2 separate regions of the Homo sapiens genome follow, and region 1 is linked to region 2. A link is an interaction called in ENCODE POLR2A ChIA-PET data of the cell type or tissue named here. Cell type or tissue: OCI-LY7. All regions are shown on one strand. Each heading gives the region's core, and the rest is flanking DNA. Links, peaks and the distances in the headings are about the cores only.

Evidence for each region. Peaks named below come from ENCODE experiments on the same cell type or tissue, not always from the same donor. Only the 100,000 strongest peaks of a DNase experiment are listed, where the experiment ranks them.
Region 1: POLR2A ChIA-PET joins it to region 2 with 6 read pairs; 8 of 35 experiments call an interaction of 5 or more read pairs at or near these places.

Annotation. Positions count from the first base shown.
Region 1 is chr1:174,928,641-174,934,338 of GRCh38, reverse strand. The region is part of intron 19 of RABGAP1L (RAB GTPase activating protein 1 like); the gene reads right to left. Among named protein-coding and RNA genes, the nearest start is that of RABGAP1L-AS1, 23 kb to the left of the region's middle. In OCI-LY7, for the core only: a CTCF peak has its summit at 1,551; no DNase peak of the experiment used is centred there.
Region 2 is chr1:174,789,205-174,794,902 of GRCh38, reverse strand. All of the region lies in intron 18 of RABGAP1L (RAB GTPase activating protein 1 like), which reads right to left. Among named protein-coding and RNA genes, the nearest start is that of RABGAP1L-AS1, 160 kb to the left of the region's middle. RefSeq lists an enhancer at 5,349-5,408. In OCI-LY7, for the core only: no CTCF peak of the experiment used is centred there; a DNase peak (open chromatin) is centred at 2,802.

The DNA of each region.
Region 1 (5,698 bases), core at 447-5,446, 140 kb before region 2:
AGGCAGGTGGATCACCTGAGGTCAGGAGTTCGAGACCAGCCTGACCTACATGGTGAAACCCCGTCTCTACTAAAAATACAAAATTAGCTGGGTGTGGTGGTGCATGCCTGTAACCCCAGCTACTTGGGAGGCTGAGGCAGGAGAATTGCTTGAACCCAGGAGGTGGAGGTTGCAGTGAGCTGAGATTGTGCCATTGTACTCCAGCCTGGGCAACAGAGTGAGACTCCATCTCAAAATAACAACAACAACAACAAAAAAACAAAAATGAAAACTGCAAAACTTTTATTTCTTTGATACTAATTTCTGGTCCTTCCTTTAAATATTTATTAACTGTAAGGCTTTAATTAAAATGTTTCTATACCAAAAAGACAAAGCACAGTTTAATTCGAGTATAATTCCTTGATTTTCCCTAGAGGATTGGGTTTTCCACGGATGGTGGGTTGAACTGGATAATTATTCCAGTCTTGATCCATATGGGAGGACTTCATTTCTAGGATGGCTCCAAAGCCCTAAAAAATTGTACCAAGACCTTGACAACCAGGGAGTCTTCATTATGCCAGAGATAACCTAGATGCAGGATAGAATACTAAGTTGAGACTCTATCTCTCCTTTGGATAGAGGGTCTCAAACACTAGTATGTGCCAGAATTCCCTAGAAAGCTTGTTAAAGCACAAATTGCTGGGCCCCATAACCAGAGTTTCTGATTCAGATCTGAGATGGAGCCTAAGAATCTGCATTTCCAAGAAGTTCCCAGGGGGTGCTGATGTTCTGAGTCTAGAGATCACATTTGGAGAACTTCTGCTCTAGTTTCCTCCCTTTAAGGTAAACTCTTCAGTACTTTTCAGTCATTCAATTTTCTTTGGTATCCAAACCCACGAAAACAGTGCAGTTTTTCATGTGCTTGGGGAGACCTGGCCCAAGCATCGTAATAAGGGCATTTATGAAGAGTGGCAGCCTGACACAGATGTGTTGGAGCCCAAGCAGAATGTCAGAAAGGCATCCATGGAAGGGTGCAATCTGGCATGCAGCATTTTAACAGGGTGAAGAGGGTAACCACACAATTAAAGAGGTGGCTACTTGGCAAATACTGGGGGATTTATCAGGAAGTTCAGGATCCAGAAAGATGAAAAACTAGAATGAGCTCTGTGGGGTTGAAGAAATACAGGTGCAAATGCATATAAATGTATGTATGTTTGTATGTATGTATGTATGTATGTATAAATGTATGTATGTATGTATGTATGCATGTATGTATGTAAGTGTGTGTGTGTTTAGTCCCTAGTTCTGTCTGCTGAGAAGATATAGAAGCAACAATACATATCCAGAAACAATGAGCAAATCTACTGCACAGATCTTGGTTGCTATATATCAGTGTCTACCAAAAAGAACCAGGGCTACTTGGAGAAATACCTGATTCTAGGGCTAGTGCCAGCAAAGTACAAAAAGAGCCTGGAATATCTTGCTTTTCCAAAAGCAAGTTACGCTTGAAGAATAATGGAAACATGTCAAAAGGACACAAAAGCCATCCTGAAGGAGCTCCCAGTGGCCAAGTAGGGGATAATTTCAGCATTAAAATAAATAATGGTAGAATAAGATATAATACTGAATAAACAGGAAATCATGATTCTATATATAAATGAAATAAATTGAAAGTTTTATTAGGAATTGGATATTTATATAATTTCAAAGTACTTCGCCACAAAATTCTTATTTGTCAGGAAGGGGAATAGAGCAACTTTACATAAAGAACCTTGCAGAAATCACCTTGGTCAAATGATCAGAGTAAGCATCACCAGCCAATGAGACAAATTAAAATCATACTCCATCTGATAGAATGAATGGGATGAGAAAAACAGCATCACTTCTATAATATTCTTGCTCATGATACATATCCTAAATCTAATCTTAAGGAACCACCAGACAAACTCAAATGGAGAAACATTCTACTAAATAACTAGCTTGTCATCTTCAAAAGTATCAACATTATAAAAGTCAAAGACTGAGAAACTATTCCAGGCTGAGGGTGACTAAGGAGAGAGTTAAACACAGCATCAGGCTCAGCATTCTTCTTTTAAAAAAAAAAAAACAAAGAAGTATTAAATAAATGAATAAACATCCCTCTTTGAAAACCTTAGAGAAAAGGATCACTTCCTGGAGCGGTTTCCTTCATCCTATATGAAGGAAAAGTACCAGATGATTCCTCTGGGTCCTTTCTAATTTACCAATTCTACTCTGTTTACTATCTAACTGCTTATCTATCATTCAGAGCTCAAGGTATAGTCAGTGTTTTGAGCAAGTATAGCTCAAAACTTCACTGGACAGGCAAAAAAAAAAAAAAAAAAAAAAAACCAAAAAAGCAGTCTAAAGAAATTTTATAATTTAAATCTTATTTTAATGGTAAGCAGGCAAGCCTCAAAAATCTACCCCTAGGTACAAAATGGAAGGCAAACAATGTCTTCTACCAGAGAAGCCAACATGTACAATCTTTCACATGGTATTTCTCCACTTGATTGTAGGTTCAAACAGGAAGTAATAAAAGGCAATATATTTAATTTTTTTAGGTGAAATATTAACAAAGACCTCTGGTATAAAATATAAGTCATCTTTTGCTTTCTTTAGTGCACAGAAGACCGATGGCAAGTGGTAAATGCACATCTAAAGTACCATCAGTTTATTTTATAACTGAACTTGAGATGGCTACAGCTTACAAATTAATTAAAATTTTTAATACCTTTAGGCAAAGAGCAAAATAGAACTACGTGGCTGAGATGACTAATATAGCCTAGTAAAACATATGACAATAACTGTTTCTTCCCTAGTCTCTTTTTAAAAAAACATGCAAGTCTTTCCAGGGCTGAAGCAAGGTTTAATTTGGCTCAGAAGTACTGGCTTCTATTTAGCTTGAAAAGCCTCACAAAGAAAATCCCTGAAAGAGGATCAGTGAAACAAAGCATTATCTATTGGAAGTCATAAGGAATGACTTCCCTTATTCAAAGCATTCAAAGCTAGGCTTAGAACTAGGGTATTAGAATATCAGTCTCACCATTAGCAGCAGGGATTCTGATTTTTATTTTCAGAATATAATGCAAAGAATATCCCATCAGCTTTGCCTTTTAAATAAAATGGGAAATATTCATCATATAAGAAAATATCAAGTTTTGCTGGACACATATTCATTCCCATCACCCACAGTATATTGTAAAATACCCTGAAAATAAAATTATAAATTAAGAGCATTCACTCTGCTTACTTTGTTACTCTGTTTTAAAAGAGGGGACAATGATGGGATGATTTTTAAATGTTTCTGGCTAAAATAACAAAAAAAAATCCCACTACATTTGGGGTTAAAAGCCAAACTATCCCCTACTTGGTAAATTAGAACATGGTATAAGTTCCTTTACTTGGACTCTGGTTGTTTCATATTCATTTGAATTTTAAAAATGCACCCACTATTAGAATATTAATTTCAGTGGGTCTGATATCAATATTATGGTTATGATTTTAAAGTCCTTATGTGTTAAGATATATACTTAAATATTTATGAGTAAAATGATATGTCTGAAATTTTTACCTAATACTCTTGCAAAAAAAGATGGGGGAGATATAAAACAAGAAAAGCATGAGGCTGAAGGTTACTGAAGCTGGGTGATGACTACGTGGATGTTCACGGTGCTCTTCTCTCTACTTTTGTGTATGTTTGACAACTTAAAAATGGGTTCGTATGCTGGGCGCAGTGGCTCATGCCTATAATCCCAGCACTTTGGAAGGCCAAGGTGGGAGGATTGCTGGAGTCCAGGAGTTTAATACCAGCCTGGAGAACACAGTGAAACCCTATCTCTACAAAAAATAAAAAATTAGCCAGGCATGGTGGCATGTGACTGCAGGCACAGCTACCAGAGAGACTGAGGTAGGAGGACTGCTTGAGCCCAGGAAGCCAAGATCCTGCCATCTGACACTGTACTCCAGCCTGGGTAACACAGCAAGATCCTGTCTCAAAAAAAAAAAAAAGAAGTTTGATCTAGGTGTGGTGGTATATACACTTGTAATCCCAGCTACTTGAGAGGCTGAGGCAGGAGGATTGCTAGAGGCCAGGAGTTCAAGGCCAGTCTGGTCAACAAACTGAGTCCCCATCTCATAAGTAAATACATAAAATAAAAATTTTTAAAGGAGTTAAAGAAATTACTTTTAGCAGCCAGCCATGGTAGTTCACACCTGTAATCCCAACACTTTGGGAGCACAAGGTGAGTGGATTGCATGAGCCCAGGAGTTTGAGACCAGCCAGAGCAACATGGCAAAACTCTGTCTTTACAAAAAAAAAAAAAAAATCTGGCATGGTGGCACTTGTCTGTAGTCCCAGGTACTCAGGAGGCTGAGGTGGGAGGATCACTTGAGCCCAGGAGGCTGAGGCTGCAGTGAGCTGAGATTGCATCACTGCACTCCAGCCTGGGAGACAGAGCAAGACCCTATCTCAAAAAAAAAAAAAAAAAAAATTAAATTTTGCTTTAAAATCAGTAGAGATGAATATACTTCCTAAATTTCTTATTTATTTATTTATTTATTTATTTATTTATTTATTTATTTATTTTTTGTAGAGACAGTGTCTCCCTCTGTCACCCAGGCTGGAATATAGCGCAGTGATATGATCATAGCTCACTGTAGCCTCGACCTCTTGGGCTCAAGCCATAATCCTGCCTCAGCTGCCTCGTAGTTGGGACTACAGGCGCATGCCACTACACCTGGCTGATTTTTAAAATTTGCTTCTGGAGATAGGATCTCGTTATGTTGCCCAGGCTGGTCTCAAACTCTGGCCTCAAGTGATCCTCCCAGCTTGGCCTCCCAAAGTGCTGGGATTACAGGCATGAGCCACTGTGTCTGGCCCCTAAATTTCTAATTTCTAACTAATTAAAGCAGATAAATTGGTCATATTTTTTACCTAACTGAGGAATACAATCCTTCAATGCTGACAGTTGAAAGTGAGGAAGACAGTAGTAAATAAACCAGGAGAGTGGCATCTCAGACAATTTCCTTCCAGCATCCTATTCTCAGTTACTTCCAGTTATTCTTTTGTTTGCCAAATACAACTGTTAAAACCCCAATAAACAGCCAATCTTCTTTTTTATTATTATTGTATTTTAAGTTCTAGGGTACATGTGCACAGTGTTCAGGTTTGTTACATATGTATACATTTGCCATGTTGGTGTGCTGCACCCATTAACTCGTCATTTACATTAGGTATATCTCCTAATGCTATCCCTCCCCCCAGCCCCACCCCACGACAGGCCCCAGTGTGTGATGTTCCCCTTCCTGTGTCCAAGTGTTATCATTGTTCAATTCCCACCTATGAGTGAGAACATAACAGCCAATCTTCTTTACAAGGTGGGTTTCATGGTGGAAAAACATGACAAGACAATTAGGAAAGATATTTGAAAATCACTGCTATATTTGTTTGTTTACATGTTTGTACCCCAGCCAGCCAGAGAGATACTCCAGGGTAGAGACAGGCTCTATCTAACTAGTTCCCAGCACTAGCACTGAGCCTGGTATATAGCAAGTAATCAATAAATATTAACTGACTAAATGAATTCAAAAGAAAGAAAATCCCCAAAGAGAGGAAAATAGAAAAAGCTTCTTCATAAAGAGAGAAAAAAAGGCAACAAATTTGCAAAAGATTGCAGGTCAGGGAATCTTTTCCCTCAAT
Region 2 (5,698 bases), core at 423-5,422:
AATGTAACAAAACATGCTAGGTAGTTATTTCAGTAGTTACAAAAATGAAAAAGGAAACACCTTCTGACCTGCAGGAGCTTAAAATCAGGGAGGTATCCAAATACAAAGATAAAGTAGGGTGTGATGGACACTATAAAAGGGGTGACACACTGTGTGCTATGAGGTAGGTATGTCTTTGTTGTCCACAGTAGATGCAGACAAAAGTGGGTTTATACTACTGGGATGGGCCTAGACAAAAATCCAAGAGTAATGATAATTAAATATATCTCTAAGACCAAAACAGGGCATTGCTTATTACATCATCTTTTAGTCACATTTACTAGCTGTATGACATGAATAAGTTACTTAGCCCTCTGAGCTTCTGTATGGCAACATCACCTAGCTGGCAAAGCTGCTCTGAAAATTTAATAAATTAATGCATATAAAGGAACCTCTCGTAGAGCCTAGCACATGGTAGGTGCTCAACAACTAGTAGTTTTTTTCATTCTTTCCAGGAAATCACATAGAAGAAAAGAAAATGTGTAAAAATACATTGCGTTTATCTGGGTTAGGGTTTAGAAAGACAAAAAGAACTTTGGATATATTCACAATAGAAAGAGAGTTAGTCAAACACTGAAAAGACATTCCTGTCAGATCACCTGCCTCTTCGGTTCACTAAGACACAGACACATCAATAAGTAGCAAAGGATCCATGCCCTTCTTGACTAGGAGAGCAAAACCTAATTCTCTAGCTATTCTTTGCCTGATTGACAATTTTTAAAAAGATGAACCTTCAATGATTTTGCAAGTTCCTAAGATCCAGCAAACAGGTCAAAATACAGATGACACAGTGAGTAGTGGTGCCATCGTGGTAGTGTAAAATCCTGCACAAATCACACTCTTTCTTTCATTCAAGTCTTGATTCTGGGCCGGGCATGGTGGCTCACACCTGTAATCGCAGCACTTTGGGAGGCCGAGGTGGGCGGATCGCTTGAGGTCAGGAGTTTGAGACCAACCTGGCCAACATATCATAAACCTGTCTCTACTAAAAATACAAAAATTAGCTGGGTGTGGTGGTTGCATACCTGTAATCCCAGCTACTGGAGAGGCTGAAGCAGGAGAATCACTTGAACCTGGGAGGCAGAGGTTGCAGTGAGCCAAGATCATGACACTGCACTCCAGCCTGGGTGACACAGTGAAAATCCATCTCAAAAAAAAAAAAGTCTTGATTTTGCTCAACACTGTACTATATGCTTCTGGATATAGAAAGACAGATCAGATGCTGCTTTCTAACTTTAAGGATTATTCAAGCTACTTAAAAGCTAAAATGAAATGTAATGAGACTGAGCTTACAAGTTGTATCACAGGGAAATGAGTCTCATTATTTTATAGTTGGAACTCAAACATCGAAGAATTAGAGTACAATATAGAAGATACTGTGCAGTTACCTGACATTTTGGTAGGTGGTTGAGGTCACATGTTTATAGCATCTCTGTAAAATATTGTAGACTTACCTAGCTTTTTAGGAATGCTCTAACCTTGTAAAATTTAAGGCATAACTGTTAAAGAAGGTTTTTTGTTTTTAAATAGAAAGGAGAACTTTCCCCTACCAAAAGCAATTTAATAACATTCTGAATAGTCTTGGTAGCATCACTAATACCTATTGCCAATCCTTGTGATCAGATTCTACTGTAATGCCTTTATTAATGTAAGAATGTCTTATGGTCTGTAGAGAGTCATTTTGTTTCTACTTGGTTTTTCTTTATCTTTTTCTTTTTTTCTTTTTTTTTGGAGATGGAGTTTCGCTCTTGTTAACCAGGCTGGAGTGCAGTGGCATAATCTTGGCTCACTGCAACCTCTGCCTCCTGAGTTCAAGTGATTCTCCTGCCTCAGCCTCCCAAGTAGCCGGGATTACAGGTGCTCGCCACCACACCCTGCTAATTTTGTATTTTCAGTAGAGACGGGGTTTCACCATGTTGGTCAGGCTGGTCTCGAACTCCTGACCTCAGATGATCCACCCGCCTTGGCTTCCCAAAGTGCTAGGATTATAGGCGTGAGCCACCGCACTGGCCTGTTTCTACTTCTGTGTCATTATTGACATGTAGCTCAATAGGCTGCTTATCTTATTACTGGACATTTAGGAAAGGGCTATACTGTACATAGTAAGCCAGACATCTGAAACTTCTAGTAACTAGGCTCAGTTATATATAGTTTTAGTTGCTTTATTGAGTATGGCTGACATACAGAAAGTTGTAGATATTTTATATGTATAATTTGATGTACTTTGCCATAAGTATACACTTGTGAAACCATTATCACTATCAGTGCCGTAAACTTATCCATCATCTCTAAAAATTTCCTCCTGTTCCCTTTGTTTTGTTTTTCCTTTTGTGGTTAGAGCACTTCCTATAAGAGTCACCTCAATTAAATATTTTACAGCAACACAGACTAAGTCTACTTCTTTTTTTCCACGTGACGTTAATTAAAATATTCAAAGACAGTCTTAATTTTCTTTTCTCTAAGCTAATCATCCCTGCTGCAAACTGGGTCTCCTATGAGGTGGTTTCTGGACCATTCTAGACTATTCACAATCATGCTTGCTACTTCAAGAACACACTTTGGACAGTATCTCTCATAGGGCTGCCCAAACTGAAACAGATACTCTAGATATAACAGAATAATAAAGTAATGAAACCTTGTTGGACCCTAGAAAACACCAAGGTCTAACATGTTTATCCTGTTGAAAAGACTGAGGCAGTAGATAAGTGACTGCTCATCATCATAAAACTTGTCAGAGGCAGAGTCAGGAAGCCAAGATATTCAGAGCACAGATGCACGGCAGGGAACCTAGCATTTCCTGCACTGTAATCTGGTCTTTCAAGTAATGTATCCCATAAAGAACCTATCTTATTAGAAAGATTATGCTTCACCACTTTATTCCACGTGGAACTGGTCAGGAACCTGAGCCTGCCATCTGGTAAGAAAGAATCTAAGATTCTTAGGTTGAGTTGAGAAGGGGTATCCACAAGTCTGCCCTGAGAACTGTCACTTCTAAACACACAGTTGTTATAATAAAGCACATCTGCCTTCTCAATTTTTAACTGATAAGCACTTTCTTTTCCAGATGAACAGTTCAAGGAGCTACATCCTTGGCAGCTCAGCCACAGCGTCTCTGTAAGAGCTGCTTTCTTGAAGCCATGTTAGTGGCACAGGCTTGAAAATGGAATGCTATCTCAGTTCGTTCATCCCCTTTCCTGGACAGTGTGGATAAAGCTCATATTTATTTTCAAGCTTAAGCAGAAGGTATAAACATATGTTAGCAGAAGCCTGTTTTTAAATTTTGAATTGATCAGATTAAAATTATCGTGTATAGAATCTAGACTATTCCCTGATCCTCTCAAGCTAGACCAGCATTTTTTTATCTTTATGTGTGTGTATTGTCATTGCTGTTAAAAAATAATGAGGTGTTGTACTCATCCTAGTAAGTTGTGAATTGTCTCTACCTTCTTCCTATGGTCCATCTCCAATTCCCTATTAAATTTGCAATCTCTAACATCTTCATCTTCATATTACATAGAATGTTAGGTATATGTTTAACAGCTGTCACTGTAAAAAATAATATTTTCAATGGAGGAGTTATATGGGCCAACCCATGTATTAGCAAGTGAATTTATTTCTACAAAATTAATATGTCAAGATAGGGACATTCATTTTTTTTTCTTTTTTTTTTTTTGAGATGGAGTCTCTCTTCTTCACCCAGGCTGGAGTGCAATGGCACGATCTTGGCTCACTGCAACCTCTGCCTCCTGGGTTCAAGCAATTCTCCTGTCTCAGCCTCCCAAGTAGCTGAGATTACAGGCACGTGCCAGCACGCCAGGCTAATTTTTGTATTTTTAGTAGAGACGGGGTTTCACCATGTTGGCCAGGCTGGTCTCGAACTCCTGACCTCAAGTGATCCACCCACCTCAGCCTCCCAAAGTGCTGGGATTACAGGTGTAAGCCACCACGCTCAGCCTCATTTTTTTTTTCTTGAAATGGACAAGTCCATGTTGTGAAACAAAGGTGGTAATAGATTGCACAGCCTCCTCCCACTCTAGCTCTCCCACCATACATAAACACATACCCCCCGCCCCCTGCCCACACACACACACACACACTCATGGCTTCAAATAGATGCAGCAGAATTTCAGAAGGGCCTCTGCACCGTTTTTGCCGCCAATCTTCATATGGCTAGCTCTACTGCATCATTCAATTCCAATGTCATTTTGCTCACAGAGGCTTTCTCTTTTCTTTTTTTTTTTCACTTTTGTCGCCCAGGCTAGAGTGCAATAGCGCAATCTTGGCTCACTGCAACCTCTGCCTCCTGGGTTCAAGCGATTCTCCTGACTCCGCCTACTGAGTAGCTAGGATTACTGGCATTCAAAAATAGCCAGCCATCATGCCTGGCTAATTTTGTATTTTTAGTAGAGACGGGGTTTCACCATGTTGGTCAGGCTGGTCTCGAACTCCTGACCTCAGGTGATCTACCCACCTTGGCCTCCCAAAGTGCTAGGATTACAGGCATTAGCCACCGTGCCCGGCCCAGAGGCCTTCTCTCTTACTATCTTTATCTAATGAAGGGCAGTAAAAAATTTGTATTATTTCTTTTATGACATTTATCACCACTTGAAATTGTTTTCTTACTTCTTTGTTACGTATTCTCTTTTTTTTTTTTGAGACAAAGTCTTGCTCTGTCTCCCAGACTGGAATGCAGTGGCATGATCTCGGCTCACTGCAACCTCTGCTTCCCAGGTTTCAGTTATCCTCGTGTCTCAGCCTCCTGTGCAGCTGGAACCACAGGTGTGAGCCACCACAGCCAGCTAATTTTTTTGTATTTTTAGTAGAGATGGGGTTTCACTATGTTGGCCAGGCTGGTCTTGAACTCCTGGCCTCCAGTGCTCTGCACACCTCAGCCTCCCAAAGTGCCAAGATTACTGTCATGAGCCACCACACCTGGCCAGTTATGTATTATCTCTGTATCCAATTAGAAAATATCAGGGCAGGCTTACAGTGGAGAAGAGCAAGAGATTCAAAAAATGTTAATTGGCAAGGGTATTGAGAGGAAAACAAACACAAAATAAGATCCTTGTCTCAGCTTCTTCTATTAATTCATTCATTTTCACTTTGAAATATTATAATTTTACAGGGCCTTAGAACCTCTGTTTCCTTTAGCAACCAAGAGTCAACCACAGTGACCCCTTGACACATTTACAGATTTAACATTTATTGTTTCTGTTCTCCCCAGGAGACCCCACAGAGACACAACACAGTAACTTGTGGGTTTGCTGAGCAATGAACTGAGTCACTCCCATGTAGCAGATGCTGAGTAAATTTAGCTTACAGTCTTTGCCCTTCTCAGTTATTATACATTCTTATGACAAGGCAGTTATTTTATATCAATTTCATAAGTAAAGAAACTCTGTAAAAAAAAATCGTAGCAGTATTGAAAAATCAGGGAATGTAAGAGCATCTGAAAATATATTCTTCATGAATGTTGAGTTGTTTTAATCCCCTGAACCCATGTTTTTACATACTAAAAAAACAGACCACGGTCCAACTAAATTGGTCTACCTGGTTAATTGCAGTGATTCCTTAAGAATGCCATGATTAATACATAATATTATGCTTCCAAAAAGGCTATTACTGATCTATAACCATCATAAAGACTAGCCACAGAAAA